Linked DNA regions of Homo sapiens: region 1 is linked to region 2. A link is an interaction called in ENCODE POLR2A ChIA-PET data of the cell type or tissue named here. Cell type or tissue: Panc1. All regions are shown on one strand. Links, peaks and the distances in the headings refer to the core of each region. The heading gives the core; the rest is flanking DNA.

What was found. Peaks named below come from ENCODE experiments on the same cell type or tissue, not always from the same donor. Only the 100,000 strongest peaks of a DNase experiment are listed, where the experiment ranks them.
Region 1: POLR2A ChIA-PET joins it to region 2 with 6 read pairs; 19 of 35 experiments call an interaction of 5 or more read pairs at or near these places.

What each region holds. Positions count from the first base shown.
Region 1 is chr3:49,482,198-49,487,575 of GRCh38, forward strand. The region is part of intron 1 of DAG1 (dystroglycan 1); the gene reads left to right. Among named protein-coding and RNA genes, the nearest start is that of DAG1, 15 kb to the left of the region's middle. In Panc1, for the core only: no CTCF peak of the experiment used is centred there; no DNase peak of the experiment used is centred there; H3K27ac peaks cover 1,431 bases.
Region 2 is chr3:49,329,936-49,335,313 of GRCh38, forward strand. All of the region lies in intron 2 of USP4 (ubiquitin specific peptidase 4), which reads right to left. Among named protein-coding and RNA genes, the nearest start is that of USP4, 7.4 kb to the right of the region's middle. In Panc1, for the core only: no CTCF peak of the experiment used is centred there; no DNase peak of the experiment used is centred there.

The DNA.
Region 1 (5,378 bases), core at 199-5,198, 150 kb after region 2:
TGCGGAAAACCACAGGGACCTCTGCTCTTGAAAGCGGGGTATTGTCCAAGGTTTCTCCCCATGTGATAGTCTGAAATATAGCCTCGTGGAATGAGAAAGACCTGACCTTCCCCCAGCCCGACACCTGTAAAGGGTCTATGCTGAGGTGGATTAGTAAAAGAGGAAAGCCGCTTGCAGTTGAGATAGAGGAAGGCCACTGTCTCCTGCCTGCCCTTGGGAACTGAATGTCTCCGTGTAAAACCTGATTGTACATTTGTTCAATTCTGAGATAGGAGAAAAACTGCCCTATGGGGGGAGGCGAGACATGTTTGCAGCAATGCTGCCTTGTTATTCTTTACTCCACTGAGATGTTTGGGTGGAGAGAAACATAAATCTGGCTTATGTGTACGTCCATCCAGTCACAGTACCTTCCCTTAAACTTAATTATGACGTAGATTCTATTGCTTACATGTTTTTGTCCTTATTATGATGCAAATATTACACCATTTTATATAAGGGACTTGAGCACTTGTGGATTTTGATATCCTGGAACCAATCCCTCATGGATACCGAGGGAAGAGTTTGTAAATGTATTAAAACAAAGTAGTGGAATTGGAATCAAATTCTTTTGATTTTGTAGGTATCTGTGTTTAGCCTTTTCACTGTGCTGTGAAGATTTCCCCCCCAGGCATCCTAGGGGTTGATGGGAGATTTACTTAAGATTCCCAAGGCTGTCTAGGGCAGAAGTGAACCAGTTCTGCCTTGGTTGTCATAAACACCTCTGTTAATTAGCTCAGTTGTTCTCCAGGGATAGATTGATTCTCTAGCTAGCTTTTGCCAAGAAAAATGATCCAGTCAATAATGGAATTCCAAATAAGATTTCCTTTTTATTTGGCTATTAATCAGAACCTGGGATAACATCCATTTTCTGGGCCCTGATTTTACTATGGAATATTTCCATAAAACATGCATGTGATTACTGTAAATGTCCTGTAAACACTCCTGCTTGGGCTGGTAGGTCATCTTTTTTTTTTTTTTTTTCTTTTGAGACAGTTTTAGTCTTGTTGCCCAGGCTGGAGTGCAGTGGCGTGATCTCAGCTCACTGCAACCTCTGCCTCCCAGATTCAAGTGATTCTCCTGCCACAGCCTCCCAAGTAGCTGGAATGATACACCATGCGCCACCACACCTGGCTAATTTTTGTATTTTTAGTAGAGATGGGGATTCTTCATGTTGGTCAGGCTGGTCTCAAACTGCGACCTCAGATGATCTGCCTGCCTCGGCCTTCTAAAGTGCTGGGATTACAGGCGTGAGCCACCATGCCTGGACTGTAGGTCACCTCTGTGTCCAATCTGCCAGAGGTCAGGGATACGTTGCCGTCTAGGATTTTTTATATTGGAGACCAGTCTGATGAGTAGCCCTTGAGCAGGGACTGGATTCTAAGTCTTGGAGAAAATGAGTAAGTTCTACCTCTTATGTGAGGTATGATTGAAGAAATTGTGTTTTCTTTGTTTTTTGAGAGGCAGGGTCTTGCCCTGTTGCCTACCTGGAGTGTGGTGGCATAATCATAGCTCACTTCAGTCTTGACCTCCTAGGGTCAAGCAATCCTCCCACCTCAGCCTCCTGAGTAGCTGGGACTACTAGCACGTGCCACTATGCCCAGCTAATTTTTAAATTTTTTTGTAGCGATGTGGTCTTGGCTATGTTGCCCAGGCTGGATCCTCCTGCCTCAGCCTCCCAAAGTGTTGGGATTACAGGCGTGAGCCACCACACCCGGCCCAGAAGTGTCTTATATTTTTAGACTTTTGAGCAGTGTTGGAACGATTGAATTGCCTGAGTGGAGAAATTTGGTAGGAAGAGAGTAGAAGAGAGGCTCTTTATTAAAGACCTAAAAATAGAATTCATTAAAGTCACAAATAGATAACAGTAGGATTCCTGTCTGACTCTCTTCTGCTTTGGGTTTGTGCTACCAGCTGTTGCGTTTGCTTACCTAGAAAATAGAATAATATTTTGTCAGAAGGGTCAACAGTATGGTCCTAAAACATTGTGTTTGCAAGTCTGAGGATGTGCTTTTTCCAATTTTAAAAGTAGTTAGAAAGTGACCAGATTCTTTCATGTAGGGGAGAAATCTTAGCAGGAGACGTTGGTTCTTCTGCTTGTAGTGCCAGCCCTAACCTGACAGGTCCTGTGGGGACCCCTGTCTCTTCAGAGCCCTGAGCCTTTTTCCCTTCTAGTTGGACTTTGCTGACTAGAGAGGGATATCCTATGTAGGCCACCTGATTACCTGATTTAATCAGATGGTACCTCTGTTATTTTGGAGAAGAGAGTCTCCTTTTGATTCTAATAGCTGAAGATAAAAATGGCTCCGTATGCTTTCTTCCTGTGGAGGGCTCTGCTGCCCTGAGCTGCCTGTGCCCTTTACATCTGTGTGAGGGGGTGGAGGAATGTCCTGGCCTCCTCACTTCCATCCTGCTATGGGCTTCCAGGAAGAATGGGGTCCATTGTGGGCTGTACCCAAAGGCACAGTCCTCTGCCTCAGTGTCAGGCTTACTGTGGTCTCTGTGCCCAGTTTGCTGTGGTCACTGGGTGCCAAGGGGTTGGGAGCTCAGGAAGCCATTGCTGCTTTTTTTTTTTTTTTTGAGACGGAGTCTTGCTCTTGTCACCCAGCCTGGAGTGCAATGGCACGATCTCTGCTCACTGCAACCTCCGCCTCCCAGGTTCAAGCAATTCTCCTGCCTCAGCCTCCCGAGTAGCTGGGATTACAGATGCGCGCCACCACATTGGGCTAATTTTTGTATTTTTATTGTTATTATTTTATTTTATTTTATTTGAGACGGAGTCTCGCTCTGTCGCCCAGGCTGGAGTGCAGTAGCTTAATCTCGGCTCACTGCAAGCTCCGCCTCCCGGGTTCATGCCATTCTCCTGCCTCAGCCTCCGGAGTAGCTGGGACTACAGGCATCTGCCACCACGCCTGGCTAATTTTTTTGTATTTTTAGTAGAGATGGGGTTTCACCGTGGTCTTGATCTCCTGACCTCGTGATCTGCCCGCCTCAGGCTCCCAAAGTGCTGGGATTACAGGCGTGAGCCACCGCACCCGGCCAAGGACGGAGTGTTGTTCTGTCGCCCAGGCTGGAGTGCAGTGGTGCGATCTTGGCTCACTGCAACCTTTTGGAGACAAAAGGCCTTTGTTGTGTCTGGCCTTTATCTTTGTTGTAATGACCCTGAAACCGTGGCCTGAGTCTTTGAGGTGGAAGTTGCCCTAGAAATGTCATGTAATATACCAGAATTTATCAAGCCTTTCTCTAGTACTGGGACACTTAACATGTGCCTGTGGTACTTTTGTTTGTTTTGCTATTATTTCACATTTAATTTCATTTTTGTAAATAAATAATTTTGAAGCCAAATTCAGATTTTTCATCTTTATGTCTACTTAGGTTGCTTAGACCTAATGTGGTAGATCAGGTTTTGTTTTTGTTTTCTTTCTTTTTTTTTTTTTTTTTTTTTTGAGACAAGGTCTCACTCTGTCACCCAAGCTAGAGTGCAGTGGCATGATCATGGCTCACTGCAGTCTGAATTCCTGGGCTTAAGCAATCCTCCTGCCTCAGCCTTCTGCAAAGCTGGAACTACAGGCATGTGCCACCATGCCAGCCTATTTTTTTTTCCTTTTGTAGATACATGGTCTTGTTATGTTGCCCAGGCTAGTCTCAAACTCCTAGCCTCAGGTGATCCTCTCATCTCAACCTTCCAAAGTGGTGGGATTACAGGTGTGAACCACCATGCCCAGCCTGTTTTCTTGTTTTGAATCCAAGCTTTCTGAGGGTTGTCCTTTAGGAGGAGAATGTAAGGAATTCCAGAGTCAGGGAGGCATGGGCTGTGCTCTGGGAGAGGCCTGGGGAGGCACTGCTCTGGAACTGCCTGTAGGAGTGGTGTCAGACTGCCAGCAGAAGCCAGGGTGGTGAGGGGAGGGCTGAATGTTCTGCAAGAGAGATTTATACCACTATTTTCTTTTTCTTTTATTTATTTATTTATTTATTTATTTATTTATTTATTTATTTATTTTTTGAGACGGAGTCTTGCTCTGTCGCCCAGACTGGAGTGCAGTGGTACTATCTCGGCTCACTGCAAGCTCCGCCTCCCAGGTTCACGCCATTCTCCTGCCTCAGCCTCCCTGGTAGCTGGGACTATAGGCGCATGCCACCACGCCCGGCTAATTTTTTGTATTTTTAGTAGAGACAGGGTTTCACCGTGTTAGCCAGGATGGTCTCGATCTCCTGACCTTGTGATCCTCCTGCCTCAGTATCCTGAAGTGCTGGGATTACAGGCGTGAGCCACCGCGCCCGGCCCTTTTTCTTTTTTTTGAGACAGAGTCTCACTCTGGAGTGTAGTGGCATGATCTCGGCTCACTGCAAGCTCCACCTCGTGGGTTCAAGTGATTCTCCTAACTCAGCCTCCCAAGTAGCTGGGATTACAGGTGTGCATCACCACGCCTGGCTAATTTTTATATTTTTAGTAGAGACAGGGTTTCACCCTGTTGGCCAGGCTGGTCTCGAACTCCTGACCTCGGGTGATCTGCCCACCTCAGCCTCCCAAAGTGTTGGGATTACAGGCGTGAGACACTGCGCTCAGCCTGATATGAATATTCTTGACGGTGTCTTCTGGGTATATACCTAAGAGTGAACTGTTAGATATATAGTATTTGATTTTTTTTGTTTGTTTTGTTTTGCTTTGTTTTTGAGATTCAGTCTCGCTCTGTTGCCCAGGCTGGAGTGCAGTGGTGTGATCTTGGCTCACTGGATCCTCTGCCTCCCAGGTTGAAGTGATTTTCCTGTCTCAGCCTAACCAGTAGCTGGGATTACAGGCGTGTGCCATGCCTGGCTAATTTTTGTATTTTTAGTAGTAATGGGGTTTCTCTGTGTTGCCCAGACTGATCTCGAACTCCTGGATTGCTCAAGCAATCCACCTGCCTTGGCCTCCCAAAGTGCTGGGATTACAGGTATGAGCCACCGTGCCCGGCCTGATGTTTTAATTATTGAGAATTTTGTATTTTTTGTAGAGATGGGGTTCTTCCTCTTTGCCTAGGCACACGACTGTCTATCCCAGATGGCTGCACTGGCCTAGGACAGACGGTTCTTCCCCCAGTACGTCAAGACCCTGGAGGGTGCAAGCTACAGAACAGCTGGGCTCCTGCATTCCTCCCAGACCCTGTCTTCAGTAGGACAACAGGCAACAAACTTAAATTTGGTAATATGAATTTAGAAAATGTTAATGTTTTCCAGAACAGTGAAACTACAATATAAAGGTTAGACTTGAGAACCAAAGTTACTCTCTAGCTTCCCTCTTCTGCCCTTCATGTGCTCAGCACTTGTATCTGTGTTCTCACTACCCCTGAGCCCTGAGTTCT
Region 2 (5,378 bases), core at 281-5,280:
TTGAGACCAGCCTGGCCAACATGGTGAAACCTGGTCTCTACTAAAAATACAAAAATTAGCCAGGTGGAGGGACGGGCACCTGTATCCCAGCTACTCAGGAGGCTGAGGCAGGAGAATTACTTGAACCTGGTAGGAGGAGGCAGGAGAATTGCTTGAACCTGGGAGGGAGAGGTTGCAGGGAGCCAAGACTGAGCCACTGCACTCCAGCCTGGGCAACAGAGTGAGACTCTGTCTCAAAACAAACAAACAAACAAACAAACAAACAAAAAAAGTTGAAATTACTTCTTGACTCACAGGCTGCAGAACGGATGTTTTTAGTAGGCATGAAACAACATTAATCTCCTCATGCATCTCCATCAGAGCTCTTGGGTAACTAGGTACATTGCAATGGAGCAGTAACTTTTTTTTTTTTGAGACAGTCTCGCTGTGTCCCCCAGGCTGGAGTGCAGTGGCGCCATCTCGGCTCACTGCAAGCTCCACCTCTCGGGTTCATGCTATTCTCCCGCCTCAGCCTCCCGAGGAGCTGGGACTACAGGCACCCGCCACCACACCCGGTTAATTTTGTTTTTGTATTTTTAATAGAGACAGGGTTTCACCATGTTAGCCAGGATGGTCTCAATCTCCTGACCTCGTGATCCGCCCACCTTGGCCTCCCAAAGTGCTGGGATAACAGGCGTAAGCCACTGCACCTGGCAGCAGTAACATTTTGATAAGATTAGCTCAGTGCTTTTTCTGAGCAGTAGGTCTCAACCCTGAGCTAAAAATATTGGGAGGCTGGAGGCTGGAGGCCGGAGGCCGGGCGCGGTGGCTCCCACCTGTAATCCCAGCACTTTGAGAGGCCGAGATGGGTGGATCACGAGATCAGGAGATTGAGACCATCCTGGCCAACATGGTGAAACCCCGTCTCTACTAAAAATACAAAAAAAGTAGCCGGGTGTGGTGGCAGGCACCAGGCGCCTGTGATCCCAGCTACTCAGGAGGCTGAGGCAGGAGAATCGTGTGAACCCGGGAGGCGGAGCTTGCAGTGAGCCGAGATCGCGCCACTGCACTCCAGTCTGGGTGACAGAGCAAGACTCCGTCTCAAAAAAAAAAAAAATATTGGGAGGCCGGGCGTGGTGGCTCACACCTGTACTCCCAGCACTTGGGGAGGCCGTGGTGGGCAGTTACCTGAGGTCGAGAGTTCGAGACCAGCCTGACCAACAAGGAGAAACCCCGTCTCTACTAAAAAAACAAAATTAGCTGGGCGTGGTGGCGCACGCCTATAATCCCAGCTACTCAGGAGGCTGAGGCAGGAGAATCGCTTGAACCTGGGAGGCAGAGGTTGTGGTGAGCCAAGATCGCACCATTGCACTCCAGCCTGGGCAAAAGAGCAAAACTCCGACTCAAAAAAAAAAAAATCGGTAAACTTGTTGTGGTGGCTCATGCCTGTAATCCCAGCACTTAGGGAGGTCAAGGCGGGTGGATCACTTGAGGCCAGGAGTTTGAGACCAGCCTGGCCAAAATAGCAAAACCCCATCTCTACTAAAAGTACAAAAATTAGCCAGAACTGGTGGTGCATGTCTGTAATCTCAGCTACTTGGGAGGCTGAGCCATGAGAATAACTTGAACCCGGGAAGCAGAGGTTGCAGTAAGCCGAGATTGCACCACTGCATTCCAGCCTGGGCGACACAGCGAGATTCTGTCCCAGAAAAATAAAATAAAAACAAAAATATTCGGTATACCATGCTGTAAATAAATATGCTATCATGCAGGCTTTGTTGTTGCATGTGTAGGGCACAGGCAGAGCAGATTTAGCATAATTCTTGAGGGCCTTGGGATTTTTGGAATGATAAATGAGCACTAGCTTCAAACTAAAGTCACCATCTGCAGTATCCCTTAAGAAGAGAGTCAGCCTGTCCTTCAAGGCTCTGAATCTGGCCGGACAGAGTGGCTCATGCCTATAATCCCAGCACTTTGAGAAGTCAAGGCAGACAGATCACTTGAGCCCAGGAGTTGGAGACCAGCCCGGGCAACACGGCAAAATCCCATCTCTACAAAAAAAAAAAAAAAATACAAAGCTGGGCACAGTGGCTCACACCTGTAATTCCAGCACTTTGGGAGGTCAAGGCGGGTGGACCACCTGAGGTCAGGAGTTCGAGACCAGGCTGGCCAACGTGCTGAAATCCCGTCTTTACTAAAAATACAAAAAAAAATTAGCTGGGTGTGGTGGCAGGTACCTGTAATCCCAGCTACTTGGGAGGCTGAGGCAGGAGAATCACTTGAAACTGGGAGGTGGAGGTTGCAGTGAGCCAAGATTGTGCCATTGCACTTCAGCCTAGACGACAGAGCGAGACTCTGTCTTACAAAACAAACAAACAAACAAACATATAAAAATCAGCCAGGCATGGTGGCAAGCAACTGTAGTCCTAGCTACTCAGGAGGCTGAGGTGGGAGGATCACTTGAGCCCAGGAGGTTAAGGCTGCAGTGAGCTGTGATCACACACTACAGCCTGGGTGACAGGGCAAGACCCTGTCTCAAAAAAAAAAAAGGCTCTGAACCCAGGCACTGACTTTTCCCCTCTAGCAGCAAAGAGGTAGATGGCATCTTCCCAATAGAAGGGTGTTTTGTCTACATTTAAAATCTGTTGTTTAGGCCAGGCACAGTAGCTCATGCTTGTAATCCCAGCACTTTGAGAGGCCGAGGCAGGCGGATCACTTAAGGTCAGGAGTTTGAGACCAGCCTGGCCAACATGGTGAAACCCCATGGTGAGACTCTGTCTCAAAAAAATAATAATAATAAATAAAAATAAAATAAAATAAAACCTGTTGTTTAGCCTGGGCACAGTGACTCACACCTGTAATCCCAGCACTCTGGGACGTCAAGGCGGGAGGATTGCTTGAGCCCAGGAATTCAAGATCAACCTGAACAACATGACAAAACCCACAAAAAATCTCTGCAAAAAATACAATAATTAGTCGAGTGTGGTGGGGCCTGTAGTTCCAGTTACTCAGGAGGCTGAGATGGGAGGATCACCTGAGCCTGGGAAGGTCAAGGTTGTAGTGAGGTGTGATTGTGCTACTGCACGAGGTAGCAGTAGCTACCTTTTTTTTTTTTGAGACAAGATGGCACCTTGTCTCAAAAAAAAAAATAAATGAATAAACTTTCTCCATATCAGCAATAATAAGGCTGTTTCAGCCTCTTATAATTCATGTGTTCACTAGAGTAGCACTTTTTTTTTTTTTTTTTGAGATGGAGTCTCACTTCTGTCGCCCAAGCTGGAGTGGAGTGCAGTGGCGCAATCTCAGCTCACTGAAACCACCATTTCCTGGGTTCCTCCATCTCCCAGGCAACATGACAAAACTCCATCTCTACAAAAAGAAAAAATAAACACATACAAAAATGAGCCAGGAATGCTGGCAAGCACCTGTAGTCCTAGCTACTCAGGAGGCTGAGGTGGAAGGATCACTTAAGTCCAGGAGGTTTACATTTACATTCACAACTTGGCTAGCTATATGGCACAAGAGGCCTAGCTTACAACCTATTTCGGCTTCCTTAACCAAACTCAAATCATTTCTAGCTTTGATTTGAAGTGAGAGACATGCAATTCTCCTTTTCACTTGAACATTTAGAAGACGTTGTTAGGGTTACTAAGTGGCCGAATTTCAGTGTCATTGTGTCTCAGGCAATAGCAAAGCCTGAGGAGAGAGAGAGAGATGGAATGGCTGGTTGGTGAAGCAGCGAGAATACACACAATAATTACCAATTAAGTTCACTGTCTTACATGGGCTCCCTTCATGATGCCCCAAAACAATTACAATAGCAACATGAAAGATCCCTGTTGGCTGGGCATGGTGGCTCATGCCTGTAATCCCAGCACTTTGGGAGGCTGAGGTCGGGAGTTCAAGACCAGCCTGACCAACATGGAGAAACCCCATCTCTACTAAAAATACAAAATTAGCCGGGCGTGGTGGCACATGCCTGTAATCCTAGCTACTCGGGAGGCTGAGGCAGGAGAATCACTTGAACCCAAGAGGTGGAGGTTGCCATGAGCCACGATCATGCCACTGCACTCCTGCCTGGGCAACAAGAGCAAAACTCCGTCTCAAAAAAAAAAAGAAAGCTCCCTGATCACTGATCACCATAACAAATAATAATGAAAAACTTTGAAGTATTTTGAGAATTACCAAAATGTGGTAACAGAGACATGAAGTGAGCACATGCTGTTGTAAAAATGGAACTGACAGATTGTCAAGGCAGCGTTGCCAAATACCTACAAAATTTGCTAAAAATGCAGTATCTGCAACATATAATAAAGCAAAGCACAATAAGCCAAAGTATGCCTGAATTTAAAACCTTAAGAATTCTCCATTTCATAAAAATGAGAAAAAGAACAAAATGTGAACATAATGAAATGATTCCTTAGGGCAACTTCGTGGCATAGTGCCACCATTTGACCTATTTCAGGAAACAAAGTAAATGATATTGTTTATACCATGTAGACCTCTCCTAAAACAAGGTCTGAGCTGAAGCATTGCTCAGTTTTAAAAATATCCAAGTTAGGCCAGGCACAGTGGCTCACACCAACACTCTGGGAAGCCAAGGTGGGAGGATGGCTTGAGGCCAGGAGTTCAACCAGCCTGGGCAACATAGCAAGACCCCGTCTCTACCAAAAAACTTAAAAAACAGCTGAGAGTGGTAGAACACTGTAGTCTCAGTGACTAAGGAGGCTGAGGCAGGAAGATAGCTTGAGCCCAGGAGCTCAAGGCCAGCCTAGCCAACATGGTAGAGACGGGGTTTCACCATGTTGGCCAGGCTGGTCTCGAACTCCTGACCTCAGGTGATCCACCTGCCTTGGCCTCCCAAAGTGCTGAGATTACAGGCGTGAGACACCACTCCTGGCACTGCCCTGATTTTTGACACCCATGACAGATCACCTCTATCATGACTTTAAAGAGGTCTGAAGTCAGGCAAAAGAAAGCCTGGGAAAAGCTGACTCTGTCATCTCAGTGCATGTACAAGTGCAAGCAAGCTCTAGTGTGTTACATGTCGCTTTTCCCACAGTTCCCATTGGGAGCTGACTACAGTCATAACTCTGTCTACTGACCTTCAACCTCTCCTCACACTAGTTATATGATAAAAACAGCCATCACAGGAATTCTTGATGAAAGTTCACAGGTTTACAATTTGTTCCACTGCAAAGGTAACAAAAAATTCTGGTTCTTAAATTTTAGATACAATTTCAAAATGACATCCTATTTCTTTCCATTCCATATACTAACTTAAAATGTGAAATAGCTAGCAGAACTAATTTGCAAAGAGAGAAAGTTAAAATGTTAGAAGCATACTCTTATCAGATGCAGTTAATTTAAGGGAAAAAAGTAGCTTAACTTCTCATTAA